Regions from separate parts of the Homo sapiens genome. Here region 2 is linked to region 1. Evidence: read pairs that join two places in POLR2A ChIA-PET (ENCODE). Cell type or tissue: CD4-positive, alpha-beta T cell. All regions are shown on one strand.

Region 1 (5,000 bases):
TAGGTTCGTTTGAGTGCAGGGGTGTTTACGACTAACTGATAACATGCAGTTATGGATTTCTTTGTTCCTTCTTTTTTTTTTTTTTTTTTGAGATGGAATTTCGCTCTTGTTGCCCAGGCTGGAGTGCAGTGGCGTGATCTCAGTTCATTGCAACCTCTGCCTCCCAGGTTCAAGTGATTCTCCTGCCTCAGCCTCCCAAGTAGCTGGGATTACAGGCATGCGCCACCATGCCAGGCTAATTTTGTATTTTTAGTAGAGACGGGGTTTCTCCATGTTGGTCAGGCCAGTCTCGAACTCCCGACCTCAGGTGATCCACCCGCCTTGGCCTCCCAAAGTGCTGGGATTACAGGTGTGAGCCACCACGCTCGGCCTCTTTGTTCCTTCTTTACTCCCACTGCTTCACTTGGACTAGAAAAAGAAGAAAAAGAAAAAAATCAATGTGTATTAGGGTTCTCCAAAAAACAGAAGCAAAGATAGATAGAAACATACATACATACAGATAGATACAAAGATAGATAGATGGCTACATACATACATATATACAGATAGATACATACGCAGACACATGATAGGTAGATAGATAGATAGATAGATAGATAGATAGATAGATAGATAATAGATTGACTATGGGAATTCACTGACATGATTATGGAAGACGAGAAGTTCCACAATGTGCTGTCTGCAAACTGGGGAATGAGGGAAGTTGTGATCTAATTCATTCTGAGTTCAAAGGCCTGAATCAGGGAAGCCAATAGCGTAACTCACTAAGGCCAAAGGCCTGAGAAATTGGGAAACTGGTATAAGTCCCAGAGTCTGAAGGCCTGAGAACCTGGAATTCTGATGTCCAAAGCAAGAGAAGACAGATGTCCCAGCTCCAGAAGAGTGAATTCACCATTCCTCTGCCTTTTTGTTCTATATGGGCCTAAACAAGTTGCATGGTGTCTGATATGGTTTGGCTGTGTCCCCACCCAAATCTCATCTTGAACTGTAGTTCCCATAATACCCACATGTCATGGGAGGGACCATATGGAGATAATTGGATCATGGGGGTGGTACCCCCATCCTGTTCTCATCATAGTGAGTTAGTTCTTATGAGATCTGATGGTTTTATAAGGGGCTTCTCCCTTCGCTGGACTCTCATTCTTCTCCTGCTGCTGCCAAGTGAAGAAGGATGTATTTGCTTCCCCTGACCCATAATGGTAAGTTTCCTGAGGCTTCCCCAGCAATGCTGAACTGTGAGTCAATTAAGCCTCTTTCCTTTATAAATTACCCAGTCTCAGGTATGTCTTTATTAGCAGTGTGAGAACGGACTAATACAGTGCCTGCCCACATTGGATGTGGACAGATCTTCCTCATTCAGTCCGGTGATTCAGATGCCAACCTCCAGAAGCACCCTCACAGACACACCGAGAAATAACACTTTCCCAGCTATCTGGATATCCCTTAACTCAGTCAAGTTGACAGCTAAAATTAACCATTAAATAATGAAATCAAAGTTGAAAAAAAAATCAACAGAATGGACAAATCTTTAGCTAAACTAACCAAAAAAAAAGCTCAGATTACTAAAATCAGAAGTGAAAGGACAAACATTGGATGATTCCACTTCTATCACTCCACTCTATCTAGAATAGGCAAATTTATGAAGACAGAAAGTAGAATAAAGATTACCAGGAGCTGGGGGTGGAGGAAGCAGAGAGTTATTGCTTAATGGGTAGAGAGCTTCTGTTTGGGATGGTGGAAAAAGTACTGGTTATACAATTAAATACTGTGAATGTATTTAATGCCACTGAATTGTACACTTAAAATGGTAAAAATGGTAAATTTTATCTGATGTATATTTTATCACACTAATAATTTTAAAAGATTATAAAGTCTGTCTTGCTTAGTGACTCTCTGCCTTGCTGGCTTTGAAGAAGCAAGCTGCCCTGTCACGAGCGGCCTATGGAGTGAGCCACATGACAAGGAAGTGGGTGCAGCCTCCAGCCTCCAAAAGCCAGTGAGAAGCTGAAGCCCTCAGTCTGCAGTCCTGCAAGGAACTGAATGCTACCAACAACCATGTGAGCGTAGAAGCAGATCCTTCCCCAGGTGAGCCTCAGATGAGACTGCAGCCCTTGCTGACACCTTGATTAAAGCTCTGTGAGACCCTGAATTGGAAGACCCAGCTAAGCCTCGCTCAGATTCCTGGCTCACAGAAACTGAGGTGATAAATGTGGGCTGGTTTTTTTGTTTTGTTTTTGATATGGAGTCTCGCTCTGTTGCCCAGGCTGGAGTGCAGGGGCACAATCTTGGTTCACCGCAACCTCCACCTCCTGGGATCAAGCAATTCTCCTGCCTCAGCCTCCCTAGCAGCTGGGGCTACAGGCCCGTGCCACCATGCCTGGCTAATGTTTTTTGTATTTTTAGTAGAGACAGGGTTTCACTGTGTTAGCCAGGATGGTCTCAATCTCCTGACCTTGTGATCCGCCTGCCTCGGCCTCCCAAAGTGCTGGGACTACAGGTGTGAGCCACCACGCCCAGCTGTGGGCTGTTTTTTGAATGGCTAAATTTGTGGTAATATTGTACTGCAATAGGTAACTAATGCAAGCAGTATTGTACGGTACTATCAGCAACTTTTCTTTTTCTTTGCTCAATAGTATGTCTTGGAAAACTACTAATTTTTTTTTTTTGGAGATGGAGTCTTGCTCTGTCACCCAGGCTGGAGTGCAGTGGCGTGATCCCAGCTCACTGCAAGCTCTGCCTCCCGGGTTCATGCCATTCTCCTGCCTCAGCCTCCCAAGTAGCTGGGACTACAGGTGCCCACAACCATGCCCGGCTAATTTTTGTATTTTTAGTAGAGACGAAGTTTTGCCATGTTAGCTAGGCTGGTCTTCAACTCCCGACCTCAGGTGATCCACCCACCTCGGCCTCCCAAAGTGCTGGGATTATAGGCGTGAGCCACCGTGCCTGGCTGAAAACTACTAATTCTGTTACATGGAGCTCTAGCTCATTCCTCTGAACTGTTGTTCAGTACTTTGTATAAGCACCATTGAAGATGATTTGGAGCTTTAAAATGTTTTGCCATCACAAATAATGTGGCCCATGATGTTCTCCTTAGTGCCTCCATGTGTGCTTTCATAAGGAAGAAACCAAGATGTGTGATTGCATCTTTAGTCTTTTTGTTTTGTTTTGTTTTTAATTGAGACGGAGTCTTGTTCTGTCACCCAGGCTGGAGTGCAGTGGTGTGATCTCGGCTCACTACAAGCTCCACCTCCCGGATTCAAGTGATGCTTGTGCCTCACCCTCCAGAGTAGCTGGGACTATAGATGCCTGCTACCATGCACGGCTAAATTTTTTTGTGTTTTTAGTAGAGATGGGGTTTCACCATGTTGGCCAGGCTGGTCTCAAACTACTGACCTCAGGTGATCCGCCCACCTCGGCCTCCCAAAGTGCTGGGATTACAGGTGTGAGCCACCGCACCCGGCTGCATCTTTAGCTTTAATGCCACTGCCAATTGCCCTGCAGAGTGAAGCTCCCGAGTGGGGCCTTAGAGCGCCATTTTTCCTGTCCCTGTTGACTGCCTGTCACTGTCACCATCTGATTTCCCCACTGTAACTCCTGGAAGGCAGGAAGCATTTCCTTTGCATCTTTGTGTCCCAGAGCTCAGCCCAGGGCCTGGCACAGATCCCAAGCTATGCACATCCTTCCTTCTCTGTCCACATCCTCCCCTTTTTTTTGAGACAGGGTCTTCTCTGTCACCCAGGCTAGAGTGCAGTGGTGGGATCATAGCTCACTGCAGCCTCAACCTGCTGGGCTCAAGCCATCCTCCTGCCTTATCCTCCCGAGGAACTGGGAGTACAGGCATGTGCCACCATGCCTGGCTAGTTTTTATTTTTTGTAGGGATGGGGTCTTGCTATGTTGCCCAGGCTGGTCTTGAATTCCTGGGCTTGAACTAACCTCTGCCTCGCCTCCAAAGTGCTAGGATTACAGGCTGAGCCACTGCGCCTGGCCCACAACCCTTTCTGAACAGCTGGGCTGTGACAGCCCACTAGGGACAGCCTTGTGGCTACAGTGGACTGGATCACAGAGGACCTGGGCGTTGGACAGGCAGCTTAAATGGGCTGCTGTTGGAGCCAAGGTTACAATCAGAGCCCCTTGGGGAAAGCAGAGCCTAACAGCTTCGGGAGGTAGGTCCTCTGCAGAGAGGAGCAGAGATGGGCAGAGAGCAGAGGGAAGGAGAGGAGCAGACGCACGGCCCCCAGGAGGCCCGGCTCTCATTCTGTCTTTGCAGCAAATCCCCGTCTTGGGACGGCCTGAGGTTTCTGTTCCTTGTAGCCACAGGCTCCCCAAGACAAAGAGCTGCTCCGTGTTCGTGGACCTGTTCTCTGGATCTTTCAGATGCTGAGTTGGGGGGTCTCCCAGAGATTCAGGAGAAAGGCCAGAGGCTGGGGTGGAGTCTTCCTTCTTCATGCATTTCCACGTATAGGGCCCCCGGAATCTCATGTGCTGGGCCTACCCGCCTGGCGCCACTCCGTGGTTCTCTCTGCTCACCTGACGTCTTCGTGCCTGCTGCCCTCCTGCTGTGTCCTGTCCAAGCGGGCATCTCTACAGTCAGCAAAGCGGGACCAGGCCCCTGCCGTGGGCCCTGGCTCATAAAAGACAGTGAGTTTTTCACTCTGAAGTCCAGATTGCCCAGCGGGGCTCATCTTGTGCTTCAAGTACATTCAGCGTGTGCCCGGAGCACGCAGCACTGGTGAAGTTGGGGTTCAGGAGTCAGGTGGACTGGGCCCACCCCTTACCTTGTGTGTGACCTTGGGCAAGTCACCTACCTCCCCTGTTGTCTATTTCCTCATCTGAAAGTGGGCTTAGAAATGGTTCCCGCCACGTGGGGAGGCGGTGAAGCACTCTACCAGTCCTGTGGGGACCTTCCCTGTGCTTCAGACTCACGGCCAGTGTCTGCCTGGCATCCAATAGGCATCTCTGCCTTCACAACCCACAGCAGGACTCTTGATTTCTGGGCCAC
Region 2 (5,000 bases), 150 kb before region 1:
TCATCTTATCTCGATTTATTCTCTCAATTTAACTCCATGAGTCACATTAAAAACAGACAAATTCCCTTTCTGTTTTTCTGCAGTAGAGGTGGGGAAGCGTTTTTGAAATTGCCCGTGTGGGCCGGGCACGGTGGCTCACGCCTGTAATCCCAGCACTTTGGGAGGCCGAGGCGGGTGGATCACAAGGTCAAGGAATCTAGACCATCCTGGCTAACACGGTGAAACCCCGTCTCTACTAAAAAAATACAAAAAATTAGCCAGGCGTGGTGGCAGGTGCCTGTAGTCCCAGCAACTCAGGAGGCTGAGGCAGGAGAATGGCATGAACCCGGGAGGCGAAGCTTGCAGTGAGCCGAGATGGCACCACTGCACTCCAGCCTGGGCGACAGAGCAAGACTCCGTCTCAAAAAAAAAAAAAAAAAAATCTTGAGGCAATATTTAAACCTTCTTCTCTAGGGCTTTCCATTTGATATGTATTAATAGTTCCAAGATCTTCTACGCTAGTGTTACTAAAAATCTGTCAACTGATTTTGACTAGGAGCTTGTTCAAAAAACTCCCAACATTAACTGGTTACCACGGCCTTCAGATGAAACAGGAGACCTCAATACTCTAATCACACACCAAGTAAGTAGCTAAGCAAGGAATCAAACCCAGGCATATGGCTCGAGTCCCTGCTTGTAACTAACCATGAAGAGTTGTCAAAGAGATAGGAGGCAAAGCTGGAGAGCACCATGTGCCACATTAAAGACATTACAGGAGGTCGGGCGCAGTGGCTCATGCCTGTAATCCCAGCACTTTGGGAGGCCAAGGCAGGTGGATCACCTGAGGTCAAGAGTTTGACACCAGCCTGGCCAACATGGTGAAAGCCTGTCTCTACTAAAAATATAAATTAGCCGGGTGTGGTGGCACACACCTTGTAATACCAGCTACTTGAGAGGCTGAGGCAGAAGAATCGCTTGAACCCAGGAGGCAGAGGTTGCAGTGAGCCGTTATCGCGCCACTGTACTCCAGCCTGGGCGACAGAGTGAGACTCCTATCTCAAAAAAAAAAAAAAAAAAAAAGAAAAAGAAAAGATAAAAGAAAAATGTCATAGGAGCTGCGTGAGCTGCAAAATCACCTTCCATCAGGACTACTCTCTATAAACCTCTATGACACAAACATCTCCATGTCCTATTACTGCTATAACAAATTACTACAAATTTAGTGGCTTAAAACTGAAAACAGATTCTGATCGAGCTCATTAATTTTTAAAAATAAGGGTAACTAGGTGGAAATGGGGAGTTGGTTTAAGTTTAATGGGTACAGAGTTTCAGTTTGGGAAGACGACAACATTCTGGAGACGGATGGTGGTGATGGCAGCACAACAATGAATGTACTTAATGCCACTAAACTATATATTTTTAAATTGTTAAAATTGTATTTTTAATGCTGCTTATTTTACCACAATTTTACTTGATTTTATTTATTTATTTATTTTTTTCAGAGAGGGTTTTGCTCTGTCATCCAGGCTAGAGTACAGTGGCACAATCTCGGCTCACTGCAACCTCCACCACCCAGGTTCAAGCGATTCTCCTGCCTCAGCCCCCCAAGTAGCTGGGATTACAGGTGTATGCCAGCATGCTTAGCTAATTTTTGTATTTTTGGTAGAAACGGAGTTTTGCCAGGCTGCTCTGGAACTCCTGACCTCAGGTGATCCACCCATCTCGGCCTCCCAAAGTGCTAGAATTACAGGCACACCATGCCTGACCTTATTTTACCACAGTTTTAATAAAAAAGTATGAAGTACTGATATATACTACAACATGAAACTTAAAAACATTATGCTAAGTGAAAGAAGACAGTCACAAAAGACCACATGTTATATGATTCCATTCATATGAACTGTCCAGAACAAGGAAATCTATAAAGTCCATTAGTGGTTGCCAGGAGCTGGGGTGGGAAGGGGTACTTAGGGGTAGGGGATGATAGCTAAAAGTTTCTTTTTGAAAGATGAAAATGTTCTAAAACTGACTGTGGTAACAGCTGCAAGTATCTGTGATTACACTAAAAGCCACTGGACTGTACAATTTAAATGGGTGAATTGTATGGTTTGTGAACTATATCTCATTTTCTTACCAAATAAAAAATTTGAATGTGCTTCTAGCACAAACAATTTTTTCCCAGATTTAAGTAAGACATATTTAAGAGGTTTTTTCAAAGGTTACTTAAAATGAAAAACCATCATGAGTCTCTAGGAACAAGACAGCAAGAGTCAGGATCTATTTTCCCAGAAGGTTGTCTACCTTAGTTAAAAAGAACAAAAATAAAAGGGAACCCAAAGTTCTTGTTTTCCCAAAGCAAGCTGTGAAGCAGGCCGACAGCGTGTAGATCAAAGGAACCAAAAGCAGCCTTAACCTTTCTGTTAAACTTGGCGTGGCGCCTCAACTGTGTGGCTTATCAGAATCCCCCTGCCGCGTCTGGTCACAGCCAACATGGGTTTCTGGCTACCAAGCAACAGAACGGGCATTAAAACAGAGTTAAAAGCCCTAGTTTTTCTTCCGGTCACATACTCTGGAAATCTCAGTCAAATGCAAAGGCAAACAGATGAAGTACTGTTCTAAATTGTGTAACCTGATTCAAAGTTTACCCCCGTACTGCTAAAGAAGGAAGGCAGACTAGCTTGGCCAGAAACAAGCTCACAACCTGGAAACCCTTCAACTGCTTTTTATTACCTGTAGCCTCTATTGTTCAATAGGTTTTAGTGAATAAATTGTCAATTATTTTTTAGTGACAGTCAAAATAAATGAAGCAAGGTGACTGGCACCAATAACCCAAACTGTGAGAAATTTACCTAGAAAAAAAGCCAACTACCAATGAGTCAAATAATAATATGACCAGGAACAATAAAATGTGGTAGGAAGAAATGCCAGAAATGGTAGCAAAAATGTAACAGTTCAATTTATCATATAATTTGTCAAAAATATCCTCCCAAGTAAAACCCCAGGAGCTCTCAAGGATTTGCAAGAAGTTTTGAAACCACAAACTTTATCACCTGGCATAATAGCTTTATAAGTCATAATTAGATATGAGAGGCATGGGCTGGATGTGGCGGCTCACGCCTGTAATCCTAGCACTTTGGGAGGCTGAGGCGGGCAGATCACTTGAGGTCAGGAGTTCAAGACCAGCCTGGCCAACATGGTGAAACCCTGTCTCTACTAAAAATACAAAAATTAGCCGGGCATGGTGGCACGTGCCTGTAATCCCAGCTACTCAGGAGGCTGAGGCAGGAGAACTACTTGAACCCGAGAGGCAGAGATTGCAGTGAGCCGAGATTGTGCCATTGCACTCCAGCCTGGGGGACAAGAACGAAACATCATCTCCAATAAATAAATACATAAATAAATAAATAAATAAATAAATAAATACAAGAGCGAAACATCATCTCCAATAAATAAATAAATAAATTTAAATATATATATGCACACACACACACATATATATGAGAGGCACAAGATACTCAAGCAAAATCTCAAATACAGTGACAATAACACACTTATTCCACACTCAACACAATGACAGGAAGGAAACAGAAAAAAGCAGGAAGTACCTGCTGGCAGGAATTCTCACCCCTGCCCTCCAGACCCAGTGGTGCACGCATCACTAACTGTCAACCCATGATTCCTTAAAACAGAATACTAAGGGAATAACAAGCAGTATAAAGAGGTTCTTTTTTTTTTTTTTTTTTTTTTTTTTTTGAGACGGAGTCTCACTCTGTCACCCAGGCTGGAGTGCAACAGCGCGATCTCGGCTCACTGCAAGCTCCACCTCCCAGGTTCACACCATTCTCCTGCCTCAGCCTCCCAAGTAGCTGGGACTACAGGCGCCCACCACCACACCGGGCTAATTTTTTTGTATTTTTAGTAGAGACGGGGTTTCACCGTGTTAGCCAGGATGGTCTCGATCTCCTGACCTCATGATCTACCTGTCTCAGCCCCCCAAAGTGCTGGGATTACAGGCGTGAGCCACCACGCTGGTCCAAAGAGGTTATTTTACATAAATTGTTGAGCAAAAATGAAATGAATCATTTCAGCTTCTCTTGATAGCCAGAAAAACAAGGCAAGAGAAAGAAATAAAAGGCATCCAAATTGGAAATGAAGTTAAATTATCCCTGTTTGCAGACAACATGATCTTACATATAGAAAACCCTAAAGACCCCACCAAAAAACTATGAGAACTAATAAGTTCAGTAAGATTGCAGGATACAAAATCAACATACAAAAATCAGTAGCAGTATTATTTCTAAACGGGAGGCTCAGGTGGGAAGATCACTTGAGCCCAGGAGGTCAAGGCTGGAGTGAGCTGTGATCACGCCACTGCATGCCAGCTAATAGCAAATTATCTGGAATGGAAATCAAGAAAACAATCCTGTTTACAATAGCTAACAAAAAAAAAAAGAAAAGAAAAAGAAAGAAATTTAACCAAGGAGGTGAAAGAGCTCTGCAATGAAAACTTTAAAATATTGATCAGAGAAACTGAAGACACAAATAAATGGAACAATATCCCATGTTCATGTATTAGAAGAATTAATATTGTTAAAATGTCCATACTGGCCAAGCGCGTGGCTGACGCCTGTAATCCCAACACTTTGGGAGGCTGAGGTGGGCTGATCACCTGAGGCCAGGAGTTCAAGACCAGCCTCGCCAACATGATAAAATCCTGCCTCTACTAAAAATACAAAAATTAGCTGGGCATGGTGGTGGGCGCCTGTAATCCCAGCTACTCGGGAGGCTGAGGCAGGAGAATCTCTTGAACTCAGGAGGCGGAGGTGGCAGTGAGCCAAGATCACGCCACTGCACTCCAGCCTGGGTGACAGAGCAAGACTCTGTCTCAAAAAAAAAAAAAGAAAAAAAAAAGTCCATACTACCCAAAGCAATCTATACATTCAATGCAATCCCTATCAAAATACCAATGACATTCTTCATAGAAATAGGAAAACCAATCCTAAAATTTATATGAAATCACA

Evidence for each region. ChIA-PET counts read pairs that join two places held together with the same protein. Peaks named below come from ENCODE experiments on the same cell type or tissue, not always from the same donor. Only the 100,000 strongest peaks of a DNase experiment are listed, where the experiment ranks them.
Region 2: POLR2A ChIA-PET joins it to region 1 with 6 read pairs; 3 of 35 experiments call an interaction of 5 or more read pairs at or near these places.

What each region holds. Positions count from the first base shown.
Region 1 is chr11:68,250,000-68,254,999 of GRCh38, forward strand. No RefSeq gene overlaps it. Among named protein-coding and RNA genes, the nearest start is that of C11orf24, 19 kb to the right of the region's middle. In CD4-positive, alpha-beta T cell, no CTCF peak of the experiment used is centred here; no DNase peak of the experiment used is centred here.
Region 2 is chr11:68,097,234-68,102,233 of GRCh38, forward strand. All of the region lies in intron 1 of CHKA (choline kinase alpha), which reads right to left. Among named protein-coding and RNA genes, the nearest start is that of CHKA, 22 kb to the right of the region's middle. In CD4-positive, alpha-beta T cell, no CTCF peak of the experiment used is centred here; a DNase peak (open chromatin) is centred at 2,418.